2 separate regions of the Homo sapiens genome follow, and region 2 is linked to region 1. Evidence: chromatin loops called from intact Hi-C (ENCODE). Cell type or tissue: heart left ventricle. All regions are shown on one strand. Links, peaks and the distances in the headings refer to the core of each region. The heading gives the core; the rest is flanking DNA.

What was found. Hi-C counts contacts between places; a loop is a spot of excess contacts. Peaks named below come from ENCODE experiments on the same cell type or tissue, not always from the same donor. Only the 100,000 strongest peaks of a DNase experiment are listed, where the experiment ranks them.
Region 2: it touches region 1 in a loop (4-fold over the local background); 13 of 110 quality-filtered maps call a loop at or near these places.

What each region holds. Positions count from the first base shown.
Region 1 is chr22:17,070,844-17,079,171 of GRCh38, reverse strand. No RefSeq gene overlaps it. Among named protein-coding and RNA genes, the nearest start is that of IL17RA, 10 kb to the left of the region's middle. RefSeq lists an enhancer at 2,670-2,839 and a silencer at 4,000-4,059. In heart left ventricle, for the core only: a CTCF peak has its summit at 4,075 (motif pointing left); a DNase peak (open chromatin) is centred at 4,001.
Region 2 is chr22:17,197,805-17,206,132 of GRCh38, reverse strand. It overlaps ADA2 (adenosine deaminase 2), which reads left to right. Exons shown (of 10, transcript NM_001282225.2): 4 at 2,360-2,570. LOC107985573 (a long non-coding RNA gene) reads left to right here and starts at 7,344. Exons shown (of 2, transcript XR_001755419.2): 1 at 7,344-7,534; 2 at 7,718-8,072. RefSeq lists enhancers at 3,454-3,954, 6,233-6,738, 6,739-7,242, 7,243-7,747. In heart left ventricle, for the core only: a CTCF peak has its summit at 4,697 (motif pointing right); a DNase peak (open chromatin) is centred at 7,292; H3K4me3 peaks cover 1,584 bases; H3K27ac peaks cover 1,793 bases.

The sequences.
Region 1 (8,328 bases), core at 154-8,153:
TTATTATTTTTTTGAGATGGAGTTTCACTCTGTCGCCCAGGCTGGAGTGCACTGGCGTGATCTTGGCTCACTGCAACCTCCACCTCCCAGGTTCAAGCGATTCTCCTGCCTCAGTCTCCCGAGTAGCTGGGATTCAGGTGCCCCCCACCACGCCTGGCTAATTTTTTGTATTTTTAGTAGAGAGGGGGCTTCACCATGTTGGCCAGGCTGGTCTTGAACTCCTTATCTCATGATTCACCCACCTCGGCCTCCCAAAGTGCTGGGATTACAGGCGTGAGCCACCGCACCCGGCCTTTGTTTTTTTTTTTTTTTTTTTTAGAGACAGTGTCTCACTATGTTGCCCAGGCCGGTCAGCTGATCTCAAACTATGACCTCAAGTTACCCTCTTGCCTCAGCCTCCTGGATACCTGGGATTACAGGCACTAGCCACCATATCCAGTCTTCAAGCTTTTAAATTCAACTTACAAAGCTTGCTAGTTTATTTATTTATTTAGTTGCTTACTTATTTATTTGAAACAGGTTCTAGCTCTGTTATGCAGGCTGGAGTGTAGTGGCACAATCACGACTCACTGCAGCCTCAACCTCCTGGGCTCAAGTGATCCTCTAGCCTCAGCCTCCACAGTAGCTGGAACTCCAGGTGTGCACCACCATGCCTGGCTAATTTTATATTTTTTTTGTAGAGACAGGGTCTCACTATGTTGCCCAGGCTGACCTCAAACTCCTGGGCTCAAGTGATCCTCCCACCTCAGCTTCCCAAAGTACTGGGATTACAGGCATGAGCCACCATGCCCAGCTCCAGTCCATTTATTAATCTGGTAATATTGGTATAAAATAAGAACAATCACTTTTACTTGTTCTTTAATTCATGTGCTATTAACTCATAAATGTAAGAGACTAAATCTTCCTTAAACACTTAACACTACTTCAAACTTGATTCATTACATTTCCTAAGACATTTCAAACCACATCGCAAATTTTATGTGCATGTTTCTCTTAAAAGTTTCAAATGCTGACTGCTAGACTTACAAATTTAATACAAAAATATTTCTAAGCATCTATACAACACCTGAAAAAGCTAATAAATCAAACTGTTAACAAGTTGTAATAAGTTATTAAAGTAATGGCCCTCAGTTTGTTCACACCAATTCTCCTGCCTCAGCCTCCTGAGTAGCTGGGACTACAGGCGCACGCCATCATGCCTGGCTAATTTTTGTATTTTTAGTAGAGATGGGGTTTCACAGTGTTAGCCAAGATGGTCTCGATCTCCTGACCTCCTGATCCACCCGCCTCGGCCTCCCACAGTGCTGGGATTACAGGCGTGAGCCACCGCGCCCGGCCTGCCTAGACCACTTATCTTAGAACACAGGACTTTCCAGAATCCTGATTTTCAGAATGTGGCTGAGAGATGTCAGCGCCATTTTTCTGAGAGGTGAGCTCTTAGCAGAGATAGAAATTGTTTCTTTTCTATTTTTATTTCTAAGAGGAATTAGAGTTAGAGCCAGAGAGAGCTATTTAATTAAAAGGATGGGAGGCCAGTCCAAGGATTGTTAAACTGAAGTCCATAGATAGGCTCTAGGAAGTTTGTAAACACTTGGAAATAATTTGAAAAATGTTTGTGTGAGTGTGCTTTTCTCTGGAAAGAGAGTTCATAAGTCTCATCAGATTTTTGAAATAGTTTTGGCATTAACAAAACTAAACCAAACCACCACCACTACACAACCAAACTACAACACTGAGGCTCTGATAGAGAAATTTTGTGACTCATGCCACACAGGTAGTCAGTGGCAGAGCCCAGGATAAAGAGAGCCAGATGGTGTGCTTGGTAAAGAAGTTAGAAGTTTTTAGCTCTCAGGCTAGGGGGTCTTCCTGTTGCATGAAGCCAGACTGAGAATAATTACATGCAGGAATAGCAATTAAATTTATATTTTAAAGAAAAGGTACATTGGTGGGGTGTGGTGACTCACACCTGCAATCCCAGCACTTTGGGAGGCTGAGGTGGGCAGATCACTTGAGGTCAGGAGTTCGAGACCAGCCTGGCCAACATGGTGAAACTCTGTCTCTACTAAAAATGTAAAAATTGGCCAGGCATGGTGGCTCACGCCTGTAATCCCAGCATTTTGGGAGGCCAAAGTGGGCGGATCAGGAAGTCAGGAGTTTGAGACCAGCCTGGCCAACATGATGAAATTCCGTCTCTACTAAAAATACAAAAATTAGCTGAGCGCGTGGCATGGTGGCGGGCGCTTGCAATCCCAGCTAGTCGGGAGGCTGAGGCAGGAAAATTGCTTGAACCTGGGATGCAGAAGTTGCAGTGAGCTGAGAACGCGCCACTGCACTCCAGCCTGGGTGACCCAGCAAGACTTCATCTCAAAAAAATTAGCCGGGCGTGGTGGCGGGTGCCTGTAATCCTAGTTACTCGGGAGGCTGAAGCGGGAGAATCATTTGAACCCAGGAGGCATAGGTTTCAGTGAGCCAAGATCACACCACTGCACTCCAGCCTGGGTAACAGAGTGAGATTCCGTCTCAGAAAAAAGAAAAGAAAAGAAAAGAAAAGGTACATTGAGATTTGAAGAAACAGAGGAGAGGGTTGTAGGTGACTGACTAGAAATAATGTTACGGGAGGAAGAGTGAATGATGTGGTGAAGGGTATAGAACTATGAGAAAGTCCTTGTCAATCACATGGCTAGAGAATGGTGATCACTGAAAAGGAGGTAAAATATAAAAACATTTGCAGAATATTTCTCAATCGAAAATTTTACTAGGGGTTCTAAAATGGTGCTGCGGAAGCAAGCTGGCTTTACTTCCCCAACAGAAAACTGAAAAGAAACACATAGCACCAAGATCATCACCAGCAATGTTCCAGAACTCAAATATGAAGATGAGAGTTCCTGGGGCCACATATGAAAAAAACTTTGAGACATTGTCAAGAGAATCAGACTTAAAGAAAATTTTTTTTAAAGACGGGGTCTCGCTCTATTGCCCAGGTTGGAGTGCAGTGGCTCACTGCAACCTGTACTTCCCGGGTTCAAGCAATTCTCCTGCCTCAGCTTCCTGAGTAGCTGGGGTTACAAGTGTGCGCCACCACGCGTGGGTAATTTTTGTATTTTTAGTAGAGACAGATTTCACCATGTTGGCCAGGCTGGTCTTGAACTCCTTACCTCAGGTGATCTGCCTGCCTCGGCCTCCCAAAGTGCTGAGATTACAGGTGTGAGCCACTGTGCCTGGCTGAGACTCAGACTTCTATATCCATCATGCCCCTCCCTCAAATCTGCCCCACACCAAGCGTGCAGAAAACTCGCTGACTCATGCATTCTTCACTGGAAAAAGTGAGATCGAGATGGCCAGCCAGCTTCTCCATCATCGTGGGTTCACTGGCAGGAAACCTGTCCCTGACTCAACCCACAGAAAGCAACCCACAGAAAGGTTGAGTCCCTGACTCAACCCACAGAAACTCAACCCACAGAAAGGCACAGAAAGAAAGTGTGCCTGGAATAAGAAATATCCCAGAGGACAGCCAGAGACAGAGTAGGGAGGCAGGACCACCATCCCCAGCCCTGGACACTCTGCTCTAATTTGGCCAAAGGAGACAGCAAATCAGCGTGGCTGTTAAGCAGCACCATGTGGTAGGTTTGTTCCACAGGTCCCCTGGGCACAACCCCTAACCATCCTTCCCACACTACTGAAATGTCCCCTTTGAGACCTCCCTTATCCTGATGGGTGGCACTCTTTTGTTTTGAGATGGAGTCTCACCCTGTCACCAGGCTGGAGTGCAGTGGCACGATCTTGGCTCACTGCAACCTCTGCCTCCCGGGTTCAAGCGATTCCCCTGCCTCAGCCTGCCGAGTAGCTGGGACTACAGGCGCGTGTCACCACGCCCAGCTAATTTTTGTATTTTCAGTAGAGACAGGGTTTCACCATGTGGGCCAGGATGGTCTTGATCCCTTGACCTCGTGATCCGCCCACCTCAGCCTCCCAAAGTGCTAGGATTACAGGCATGAGCCACAGCGCCAGGCCGGGTGGCACTAATTGCTTTCCAGAACCAAGGCAAACCTGGGCTTATGCCACCATCTAGTGTCAAAAAGGAGGCAGTGACCTAGCTGGAAAAAAAGAAAAATAAAATAAATAAATAAATAAATAAAACCAACAGGTAAATTAAAAATAAAAACCCCAAGCAAACATATCAAATAAAAACTGAAACAAGCCAGACAGAGAAGATTGAAATAAATAACAAATCCTTTAATGCAAAGACATAGACTCACATCACAGGAAACAATAGCAAAGAAGGAATCATGACTCCAAATGGACAAAGTGAGGAACCAGTGACTGACCTTAATGAGTCAGCAATCTGTGAACCTCTGACCAAGAATTCAAAATATCTGTTTTGAGAAAACTCAGTGATATCCAAGATAACATACAAAAGTAATTCAGAAATTTACAAGAGAAATTTAATACAGAGATTGAAATTTTGAATAATCAAACAGAAATCTTGGAGCTGAGAAATAAATTCACTCAACTAAAAAATTCATGGCCAGTCGTGGTCGCTCACACCTGTAATCCCAGCACTTTGGGAGGCCAAGGTGCCTGAGCTCAGGAGTTCGAGACCAGCTTGGGCAACATGGTGAAACCCCGTCTCTACTAAAATACAAAAAATGAGCTGGGCATGGTGGCATGCGCCTGTAGTCCCAGCTACTCGGGAGGCTGAGGCAGACGTATTACTTGAACCCAGGAGGCGGAGGTTGCAGTGAGTCAAGATCATGCCACTGCACTCTAGCCTGGGCGACAGAGTGAGACTCTGTCTCTGAAAAAAAAAAAAAAAATCATTAGAGGCTCTCAACCAGCGAAATGAATCAAGCAGAGGGAAAAAACCAGCAAGCTCAAAGACAGGCTTCTAAAAAATACACAGAGGAGCAAAAACAAAAAAAGAATAAAATGCAATAAAAATTGTCTCCTAAATATAGAAAATTACCTCAAAAGACCAAATCTAAGAATTCTTGGTGTTCAAAAGGGAGTTGAGCAAGAGCAAAGGGTGGAAAGCTTATTCAAAATCAAACACGGACACTCAAAAAACTTTCCAAACTTGAGAAAGAGACAAATAGCCACATACAAGAAGATCAGAGAACACCAAACAGGTTCAACCCAAATAAGACTACCAAAAGGCATATAATAACGAAATGCTCAATGGTCAAGGGTAAAGAAAGGATTCTAAAAGCAGCAAGAGAAAAGAAGCAAATAACATATAAAAAAGCTCCAATTTGTCTGGCAACAGATTTCTCAATTGGAACTATACAGATCAGAAGGGAATGGGATGGCATTTTCAAAGTGCTGAAAGAAAAAAACTGCCATTTAAGAATACTGTATTGGAAAAGTGTCCCTTCAAATATGGAGAGGACATAAAGTCTCTTCTGGACAAACAAAAGATGAGAGTTCACTACCACCAGACCTGTGTTACAAGAAGTGCTAAGGAGAATTCTTCAATCAGAAAGAAAGAAAAAAAAAACACTAACATGCAAAAAGAAAATATGTAAAGGTATGAAACCTGCTGGTAAAATTAAGTACATGAACAAACCCAGAATACTCTAATACTATAATTTCAATGTGCAATCTACTCATAACTAGTATGCAGCCCAAAAGACAAATCTATCAAAAACAACAATACCTACAGCAATCTGTTAGGAGATGGACATTATAGAAATACACATACATTGAGACAACATAAAGTCAGAATGTGGGGGATGGAGTTAAATTGTAAAGTTAAACTCTTTTTTCCGTGTTCATTTTTATTTTCTTTAAGCTGTTATCTCTTTAAAATAACCTGTTATATCTATAAAATGTTTTTGGTAAGCCTCATGGTAATCACAATGCACAAACCTGAAATAGATTCATTAAAAATAAAAGCAATGAGTTAAAACATACTACCAGAGAATATCACTTAACCTCAAAGAAAGACAGGACTAAAGAAAGATAGGAAGAAAGAAAGAAAGGAAGCAAGGAGTTACAAAACGATCAGAAAACAAGCAACAAAATGGCAGTAGTAATAATATCAATAATAACCCTGCATGTAAATGGACTCAATTCTCCAATTAAAAGCCATGGGTTGGCTGACAGGATAAAGAAACAAGACCCAACTATATGCTGCCTACAACAAACCCATCTCACCTATAAAGACACACCAAGACTGAAAGTGAAGGGATAGCAAAAGACATTCCATGCAACTGGAAGCCAACAAAGAGCAGGAGTAGTTATTCTTATATCAGATAAAATAGACTACAAATAAAAGACTGTAAAAAGAGATAAAGAAGGTCACTATAGAGCCTTGGACAATACACAACACATGGAAACAAAACAACATGCTCTTGAACAATCAATAGGTCAATAAAGAAATTAAGAAGGAAATTTTAAAAAGTTGAAACAAATGGAAATGGAAATACAACAAGCCAAAATCTATGGGATACAGCAGAAGCAGTAACAAGAGGGATGTTTATAGCAATAAATGCCTATAAGAAAAAAGTAGATTCCAAACACTGTGAAATCAAGAAAAAAAAAGGTAGAAAGACTTCATATAAACAACCTAATGATGCACCTCAAGGCACTAGAAAAGCAAGAGCAAACCAAAGCCAGAATTAGGAGGAAAGAAATAATAAAGATCAGGGAACTAAATGAAATTGAGACTAAAGAAATTACAAATAATCAATGAAACAAAAAGTTGGCTTTTTGAAAAGATAAACAAAATAAACCTTTAGCTAAACTAAGAAAAAAAGAGCAAAAATTCAAATACATAAAATCAGAAATGAAAAAAGAGACATAACTGAGACAATAGAAGTACAAAGAATCATTAGAAACTACATAAACAACTATACACCAACAAACTAAAAAACCTAGAAGAAATGCATACATTTCCGGACATATACAATGCATCAAGATTGAACCATGAAGACAGCTGGGCACAGTGGCTTATGCCTGTAATCTCAGCACTCTGGGAGGCCAAAGTGGGTGGATCACTTGAGTTCAGGAGTTAGAGACCAGCCTGGCCAACATCATGAAACCCCACCTCTACTAAAAATACAAAAATTAGCCAAGCTTGGTAGTGGGCACCTGTAATCCCAGCTACTCGGGTGGCTAAGGCAGGAGAATCATTTGAACCCAGGAGGCGGAGGTTGCAGTGAGCCAAGGTCACACCACTGCACTCCAGCCTGGGTGACAGAGCGAGACTCCATCTCAAAAAAAAAAAAAGATTGAACCGTGAAGAAATAGAAAACTTCAACAAATCAATAATGAGTACCGAGATCGAAGCAGTAATAAAAACTCTCTCACCAAAGAAAAGCCAGGTAAGCATGGGGACTCACGCCTGTAATCCCAGCACTTTGGGAGGCCGAGGTAAGCAGATCACTTGAGAACAGGAGTTCGAGACAAGCATGGCCAAATAGCAAAACCCTATCTCTACTAAAAATATAAAAATTAGCTGGGCGTGGTGGCACATGCCCGTAATCCTAGCTACTCAGGAGGCTGAGCACAAGAATAACTTGAACCTGGGAGGCAGAGGTTGCAGTGAGCCGAGATTGCCCCACTGCACTCCAGCCTGGGTGATAGAGCAAGACTATGTCTAATTAATTAATTAATTAATTAATTAATAAAGCCCAGAACCTGATGGCTTCACTGCTGAATTCTACCAAACATTTAAAGAAGAAATAATATCCTGCCAGGCACAGTGGCTCACACCTGTAATCCCAGCATTTTGGGAGGCTGAGGCAAGTGGATCACTTCAGGTCAGGAGTTCAAGGCCAGCCTGGCCACCATGTTGAAACCCTGTCTCTACTAAAAATGCAAAAATTAGCTGGGTGTGGTGGTGGATGTCTGTAGTCCCAGCTACTCAGGAGGCTGAGGCATGAGAATCCCTAGAACCCAGGAGGTGGAGGTTGCAGTGAGCCCAGATGGCGCCGTTGCACTCCAGCCTGGGCGATGGAGTGAGACTCTGTCTCAAAAAAAAAAAAAAAGAAATAATACTAATTATATTCAAGAAAGTGCTTCAAAAAATTGAAGAGGAGGGAATACTTCTAAACTTATTCTAGAAAGTCAGCATTACTCTGATACCAAAACCAGATAAATACACACAAAAAAGAAAACCACAGGCCAATATCAAGCATAAACATAGATGCAAAAATTCTCAACAAAATACTAGTGAACTTCAACAACATGTTAAAAAATAATTCACCATGATCAAGTAAAATTCATCCCAGGAATTCAAGGATGATTCAACATACGCAAATCAATAAATGTGATACATCACATTAACAGAACCAAGAACAGAAGCCATATGACCATTTCAATAGATAT
Region 2 (8,328 bases), core at 235-8,234, 130 kb before region 1:
AATAAAACCAGAGAGAATAAAAGTTCCTAGCTCTGAAGTGATGACAATCTAGCTGGAAGATAAATCTTCTTGAAAATCTGATGCAGCAACTTCCTAACAGACTTGTATAGTATCATTATTATTATTACTATTTAAGACAGGGTCTCATTCTATCATCTAGGCTGGAGTGCAGTGGCACAATCTCGGCTCACTTCAGACTCAACCTCCCAGGCTGAAGCAATCCTCCTGTGTCAGCCTCCTGTGTCAGCTGAAGCAATCCTCCTGTGTCAGCACACTAGAGGTGTGCACCATCATGCCCAGCTAATTTTTGTATTTTTTGTGAGATGGGGTTTTGCCGTGTTGCCCAGGCTGGTCTTGAACTCTGCGGCTCAAGCCGTCCTCTCACCTTGGCCTCCCAAAGTGCTAGGACTACAGGCATGAGCCGAGCCATTGTGCCTGGCATTGTATAGTAATATTATAAGTGACAATTAATTTGGTCACAGAAATGTCTACAGAGTGCCCCCCTGAGGTTACTTCCCTTTATGAAATGAGAAACGTGAAGCTGAGCAAGGTTAATTAGCTTATGCAAGGACACACAGCTGGTAAATGGCCAGTTGGGGATACAAACCTGGGTGCTGATTCGAGTTATTTCCATTCCACTCCCTTCATTAACCTGCTCGAGCTGCCATAACAGAATACCACAGGCTGGGGAGCTTAAACAATAGGAACTGATTTTCTCAAGCCGGGCACACTGGGTCATGCCTGTAATCCTAGCACTTCGGGAGGCTGAGGTGGGAGGATCACTTGCACCCAGGAGTTCAAGACCAGCCTGGTGGCCGGGTGTGGTGGCTCATGCTTGTAATCCTAACACTTTGGGAGACCGAGGTGGGCGGATCACTTGAGGTCAGGAGTTCAAAACCAGCCAGGCCAACATGGTGAAACCCTGTCTCTACTAAAAATACAAAAAAATTAGCCGTGCATGCTGGCAGCCACCTGTAATCCCAGCTACTCGGGAGGCCAAGGCAGGAGAATCACTTGAACCTGGGAGGCGGAGGTTGCAGAGAGCTGAGATCATGCTACTGCACTCCAGCCTGGGCGACAGAGCAAGATTCTGTTTAAAAAAAAAAAGAAAGAAAGAAAGACCAGTCTGGGCAACATAGTGAGATCCCCATCTCAACAAAAAATAAAAAATTAACCAGATGTGGTGGTGTACACCTATAGTCTCAGCTACCCCAGGGGGCTGACATAAGAGGATTGCTTGAGCCTGGGAGATTGAGGCTGCAGCGAGCTGTGATTGTGACACTGCACTCCAGCCTGGGCAACAGAGTGAGACCCTGTTTCAAAAAAAAAAAAAAAAAAGAAGGAATTGATTTTCTCATGGTTCTGGAGGCTGGAAGTCTAAGATCAAGGTGCCAGGGCAGGGGTGGTTCCTCCTGAGACCTCTGTCCTTGGCGTGCAGAAGGCGCCTCTGGCTGTGTACTCACATGGCCTTTCCTCTGTATGTGCACTCCTGCGGTCTCTTCTTCTTCTTCTTTTTTTTTTTTTGAGATGAGTCTTGCTGTGTCGCCCAGGCTGGAGTACAGTGGTGCGATCTCAGCTCACTACAACCTCCACTTCCAGGGTTCAAACAATTCTCTTGCCTCCCTAGTAACTGGGATTACAGGGACAAACCACCACGCCTGGCTGATTTTTGTATTTTAGTAGAGATGGGGTTTCACTATGTTGGCCAGGCTGATCTCGAACTCCTGACCTCAAATGATCCACCCATCTTGGCCTCCCAAAGTGTTGGGATTACAGGCGTGAGCCACCACGCCTGGCCTCCTCTTCTTACAAGGACACCCATCTTATTAGGGTAGAGCCCCATCCTTACAACCTCATTTAGTCTTAATCATCTCTTTAAAATTCCCTTCTCCAAATGAGGGCTAGGGCTTCAATATTTGAATTTGGGGGTTTGGGGACACAAGTTAGTCCATAACATTCCCCAAAAAGAGCTTGGTCTAGTTTCCTGTCAGTGGGTATAGGAAGAAAAAAAGAGAGAGAGAGAGAGCTTTTTGGTCTAGAAAGTACAGTGGGGTCAGACTGGCCAAGCATACAGAGGGAGGACAGGAGCCAGGAGAGACTGACTGGTGAGCTCTCATCTTAAGCAGTCTCCTGCGTTTGGGGTTTGGGTTTAAGCAGGCAGTGGGCTGCCTGGCCACAGGACCCATGCTTATATCGTGAGCGTGGGAATGCTCCCCTTTGCCCCTTCCTTATCTCCACTCTAGGGTGAATCCTGTGAGCTGCTAGCTGGGATATGCAAGGTGGGTAGCAGTCCTATGGGCGCCCGGGGGCAGTGTCCTGGATCATGCCTCTGCCACTCCCCACTTCGTGTCTTGGACAGCTTGCTGAGGAATTTCACTCTGGTGACCCAGCACCCGGAGGTGATTTACACAAACCAAAATGTTGTCTGGTCGAAATTTGAAACCATCTTCTTCACCATCTCTGGTCTCATCCATTACGCACCAGTGTTCAGAGACTATGTCTTCCGGAGCATGCAGGAGTTCTACGAGGACAACGTGCTCTACATGGAGATCAGAGCCAGGCTGCTGCCGGTGAGCCCAGCTCTCCTCTCTGTTCCTCCCACCTCCTTTGCTCTGGCCTGACTCAGATCTTAGCTGGTAGAAGACTGAATGCTCATGAATTGACCACTCAGGTCTCTGGTGCAAGGGATCATGTGCCTTTCCAGGGGCCAACATGAGCAAGGAAACCTGAAATGGACTGGGCAGCCTCCAGCAAAACTGGGAACACATTCCGTGCTGCCCTTTGCCCCCCTGTTTCTCATGGTTCCCCGTTCTCCCCTCTGCCATGATACTCAGGGCCTCGTGACATAAGCTGAGAAGGAGAATTGGGATAGAGCCATCTTAGGGGCCAAAACAAGGGGTTTGAAAAATAAAAGGAGCCACATGGCAGGGTGAGGGCAAGAGACATGCAGATGCATAATCGTCCATGGGATTTGGAAATTACAAGGTCACCTTTGAGCAGTTTCAGTAACATGCTGAGAAGAGAAACCCCATTTCTGGGAGTAGAAAAATGAAATAGACGGCCGGGCATGGTGGCTCACACCTGTAATCCCAGCACTTTGGGAGGCCGAGGCAGGCAGATCACAAGGTCAAGAGTTTGAGACCAGCCTGGCCAATATGGTGAAACACTGTCTCTACTAAAAATACAAAAAATTAGCCGGGCATGAGCCTGTAGTCCCAGCTACTCGGGAGGCTGAGGCAGGAGAACACTTGAACCTGGGAAGCAGAGATTGCACTGAGCCAAGATCGCACCACTGCACTCCAGCCTGGGTGACAGAGTTAGATGTTGTCTCAAAAAACACACACACACAAAAAAAAAAAGAAAGAAAGGAAAAGAGAAAGAAAAATGAAATACAGGTGATGAATTGGAGCCAGGTTTGGCTGATTAAAGGCTCTGAGTGTGATTTGAGAAAAAGAACATCGAGATAGCTGGAGGGAACCACAGGGGCCACAGGTTTCTTTTTAGGATGGAGAGACTTGTTTTGCACACAGAAGGAAGAAGTGTGGAGAGGTTAAAAAGAGAGGGGAGGCCAGGTGCATTGGCTCATGCCTATAATCCCAGCACTTTGGGAGGCTAAGGCTGGTGGATCACTTGAGGCCAGGAGTTTGAAACCAGCCTGGTCAACATGGCGAAATTCCATCTCTACTAAAAATACAAAAATTAGCTGTTGGCCGGGCGAGGTGGCTCATGCCTGTAATCTCAGCACTCGGGAGGCTGAGGCAGGCGGATCACGAGGTCGAGATCGAGACCATCCTGGCCAACATGGTGAAACCCTGTCTCTACTAAAAATACAAAAATTAGCTGGGCGCGATGGCGCATGCCTGTACTTCTAGCTACTTGGGAGGCTGAGGCAGGAGAATTGCTTGAACCTGGGAGGTGGAGGTTGCAGTGAGCAGAGATTGTGTCATTGCACTCTAGCCTGAGTGACAGAGTGAGACTGTCTCAAAAAAAAAAAAAATTAGCTGGCATGGTGGTGCGCACCTGTAATCAGCTACTCGGGAGGCTGAGGCGGGAGAATCACTTGAACCCAGGGGGAGGAGCTTGCAGTGAGCAGAGATACCGCCATTGCTCTTCAGCCTGGATGACAGAGCGAGACTCCGTCTCAAAAAAAAAAAAAAAAAAAAAAGAAAAAAGAAAAAAAAATTTGATTTTAAGGAAGGAAGTTTGGAGAGAGTGAAATGGAAAGGAGTAGAAAGAGTCCAAAAGAAGGGAGCATCATCAAAAAAATCTGATTTTTGGGTCTTGCATTTTGGCCAGAAGCAAAGGATAACTGAGGTTAGGTACTCTGAGATGGACTGACACCAGGCTCCGTGTTGGTAGGGGAGGGATCTTTCGAGGAGAGCAGCCCTAGGTGCTCAAATACTGCTAGAGTTTTATTTCAGTGAGTTTATTGGAGAGAACTTTCCTGAGGATGTTTTTGTTGGGCTGAGGGAGATGGGGTATTGTGGGAGTGGGCAGGATCCTTGGGTGTTTTATGTGGTGAGCTCAGACGGGTTTGAGCTGGTTAAAGGTTATCAGTGGCTTGGGGAAAGTGACCTTTGGTAGAGTCTTCTCCACATTGTATCCAAGAGAGTCTGCTCGTTCATTTACATATTGATCGGATACACAAATGCCTTGGGGACTGACAGTTAAGCTTGTGGAAAGGCCCACATGGTGGCAGTATTTTAGTTTTGTTAGCATATTCTGTAGGCTTTTATACGCTCCGAAGTTTACTGTTTGTAGACCCAGAAGTGATAGGACTCCGCAGGATCAATACACACTGAACAAATTCATAAGGGATAGATGTGTAAACAAGAAAGTCAGAATGCTGTTATCATTCGGACCAGACACTTATGCTTCATCAGGAAATTCTCCTCTTTTCTTTTCTTTCTTCTTCTTCTTTTTTTTTTTTGACAGAATTTCTGTCGCCCAGGCTGGAGTGTAGTGGTATGATCTTGCCTCACTGCAACCTCCACCTCCCAGGTTCAAGCGATTCTCGTGCCTCAGCCTCCCGAGTAGCTGGGACTACAGATGCACACCACCATGCCTGGCTAATTTTTTGTATTTTCAGTAAATGGGGTTTCACCATGTTGGCCAGGTTAGTCTTGAACTCCTGACCTCAGCTGATCCACTCGTTATTCAAGTTATTCCAGTTTGTGGGTCTCAACTCTCCCTTTGCTTGGCATCCTGGACTGACCCACCTTTTTCCTTAGATATGTTTTTTTTTTTTTTGAGGCAGAGTTTCGCTCTTGTTGCCCAGGCTGGAGTGCAATGGCACCATCTTGGTTTACTGCAACCTCCGCCTCCTGGGTTCAAGGGAACCTCCTGCCTCAGCCTCTGGAATAGCTGGGATTACAGGCGTGCACCACCACACCCAGCTAATTTTTGTATTATTAGTAGAGACAGGGTTTTACCATGTTGGCTAGGCTGGTCTTGCACTCCTGACCTCAGGTGATCCACCCACCTCGGCCTCCCAAAGATTACGAGCCACCATGCCCGGCCTTTTCCTTAGATATGTTAATACCCTTGGTGAGTTTAGCGGCAAGGCTGGATCCTGGAGAGTCCGATCTCTTGTGTGATCTGCATGTCTCCACTTGGATCTGTTGCTTGTTTTCTATTTTAACTCTCTGAGTGCAGAGTTATATTTCCATTTCTGAGTTCTTGAGAAGTGGGAGGGGAACATTAACTTTGCCTTGCAGTGGAGCTTTCATCAGTTTTGTGGACAGAGCAGACAGACAAGACACAGGACACAAATCATCCTTTTAAAAGAAAAGAGAGGGTCTCATCTTTTATTGAGAAAAGAATTTCTGAAAAGGGAGGCGCTGGCAAAAATTGATGAGCTGACTTTGCTCCTGGCCTAGGTAGGCTGGAAGAAACTGCACTTCCCAGAGCAGGTGATTCTTGTGTTTGTTTGTTTGTTGTTTTTGAGACATTCTGTGTTGCCCAGGCTGGAGTAAAGTGGCGTGATCTTGGCGCATTGTAACCTCCGCCTCCCGGATTCAAGTGATTCTCCTGCCTCAGCCTCCCGAGTAGCTGGGATTACAGGTGTACACCACCGCACTCAGCTAATTTTTGTATTTTTAGAAGAGATGAGATTTCACCATATTGGCCAGGCTGGTTTCGAACTCACGACCTCAAGTGATCCACCCACCTTGGCATCCCAAAGTGCTGGGATTACAGGCGTGAGCCACCGCGCCTGGCGAGATGGGGTTTTACCATATTGCCCAGGCTGGTCTGGAACTCCTGAGCTCAGGCAAATACACCCACGTCGGCCTCCCAAAGTACTAGGATTACAGACGCGAGCCATGCCCAGCTATTAATTCATCTTATTGATGTCGAAACTAAAGCCTGGAAAGGTCAAAGAGCTTGATGAAGGTCAAATAGGTAGTAAGGGGTGGCTGGACCCAGACCAGGGCTCCTAAGTTCGTCGCTTTCCTCACCGCGCTGGGCTCTCTGAGCGTCCTAATAGCCACGCCCACCTCAAATGGCGATCCCAGAGAGCATCTGGCTTCAATTTTCCTTTTTCCGGAGGGGAGATGGATTCCCTGGAATGGAACTGGGCTCTGGTAGGGGAGAACTTCCTGTTGGGCAAATCCTGACAACTGTCTTGGTGTGGGAGTGCATAGGGAACTCCGACCCTCGCAGAACCCTGGGATCTTCGTGGGTGGAGGGGAAGAGGATAGAGGAGGGGAGGGAGGAGACGCTGAGACAGAGGCTTTCATCTTGAGCCTGGTGGGGAGGCATGTGGGAGAAGTTGCTGAGCGGTTGGATCGGAGGGAGGAAGAGAAGGGCCAGAGCACTGGCTTCCTGTTCCATCTTCCCCCTTGTTCTGCAGGTGGCCATTTTCTCCTTCCAGAGCCGGAGGTGGAGAGACTTGGGGGCCTGCCCAGCTCCAGTCCTCTGTCCTCACTCTGCCCGTCTCCGCCCGTCCCCCAGCCAACCTTTGGAGAAGGTGCTGGGCTGCTAGGATTTGGGATTCTGGTGGAGGGGGAGGGGGAGGGGATGTGCCCATTTGTTCGGGTCTGACCCTGGAACAAAGGCTTTTGCCACGGAGAGTCTAGGTCTTAATGCCCCCCATTAGCCAGAGTTGGGGGGCCACCAACACATTAACAACTAAAAACAGTCTTCACTAGAATCCTTTTGCTGAGCCCCCTCGCCTCCCCCTGCCTGGTCGCAGGCTAATTCCGGCCTGGGCTGCTGTGGACGGACTATCCTGGCCGCTGAGCCTCCCATTGTGTTCCTAATGCTCAGTAACAAAGGCTGCTCGCCGGTAGCAACGGTCGCTAGGCGGGTCTTATCTCCTGGGCTCCGGCCCCTTCCCCCACGGCAGAGTCTGAGGCCCAGACTGGGTCCCCTGAGTCTTTAGCATGGGGCTCTTCCAAGACCCCGGAGGGTTATCCACAGGGGATGGCCCTGCTGGCACTTATGGAGGGGAGAGCTTATGGGAGACACGTCGGTGGCAGAGAACCTGTGACAGTCGTTCCCAGACGTTTTCTAAGACGTTGTCGTTCATACAGTAAGCATTTCTAGTGCTCCCTGTACCCGCGCTCCCCAGCCCCCATGCTTTTGCCTGGATTCTTAGCAGACCTTTCATTCAAAATTCCATTTGGCTCCTTGCTGAATGAAGCGAACCCTGTGTCATGTTGCTGGTGTCGCTTTACGAGAACACGCACCCTCTTAACTGCTCCCTTTTTGACAGGACTCATCCGACTATGCTGTCATTGTGCTATTTACTTGTCTGTCGATTGGAACAGTGGCAGATCTTCAGCCCAGCTGTATATCGCACCCTAGCACCACCTGGGAGATTACAAACACCAAGCTTCTACCCCACAGATTCTGATTTGGTTGCTCTGGGGTGGGACACAGGCATTTTTCCTCTCCTTGAGTGATGCCAATGTGCCGCCAGGGCTGAGATGTCACTCTAGTGACTGTCACCTTTCTACAGGAGGGGGCAGGGGCCTCCTGATGACAGGAGACAACTCAGGGCAAGCAAAATTCTGAAATGTGGTCGGCCTCCAGCCCCACTAATTATGCAGGGGTACTGAGTTTCTCAATTTTTTTGTTTTTTTTTTTTTTGAGACGGAGTTTCGTTCTTGTTGCCCAGACTGGAGTGCAATGGTGCAATCTTGGCTCACCGCAACCTCCGCCTCCCGGGTTCAAGCGATTCTCCTGCCTCAGCCTCCCGAGTAGCTGGGAATACAGGCATGTGCCACCACACCCGGCTAATTTTCTATTTTTAGTAGAGACGGGGTTTCTCCATGTTGGTCAGGCTGGTCTCGAATTCGTGACCTCAGGTGATCCGCCCGCCTT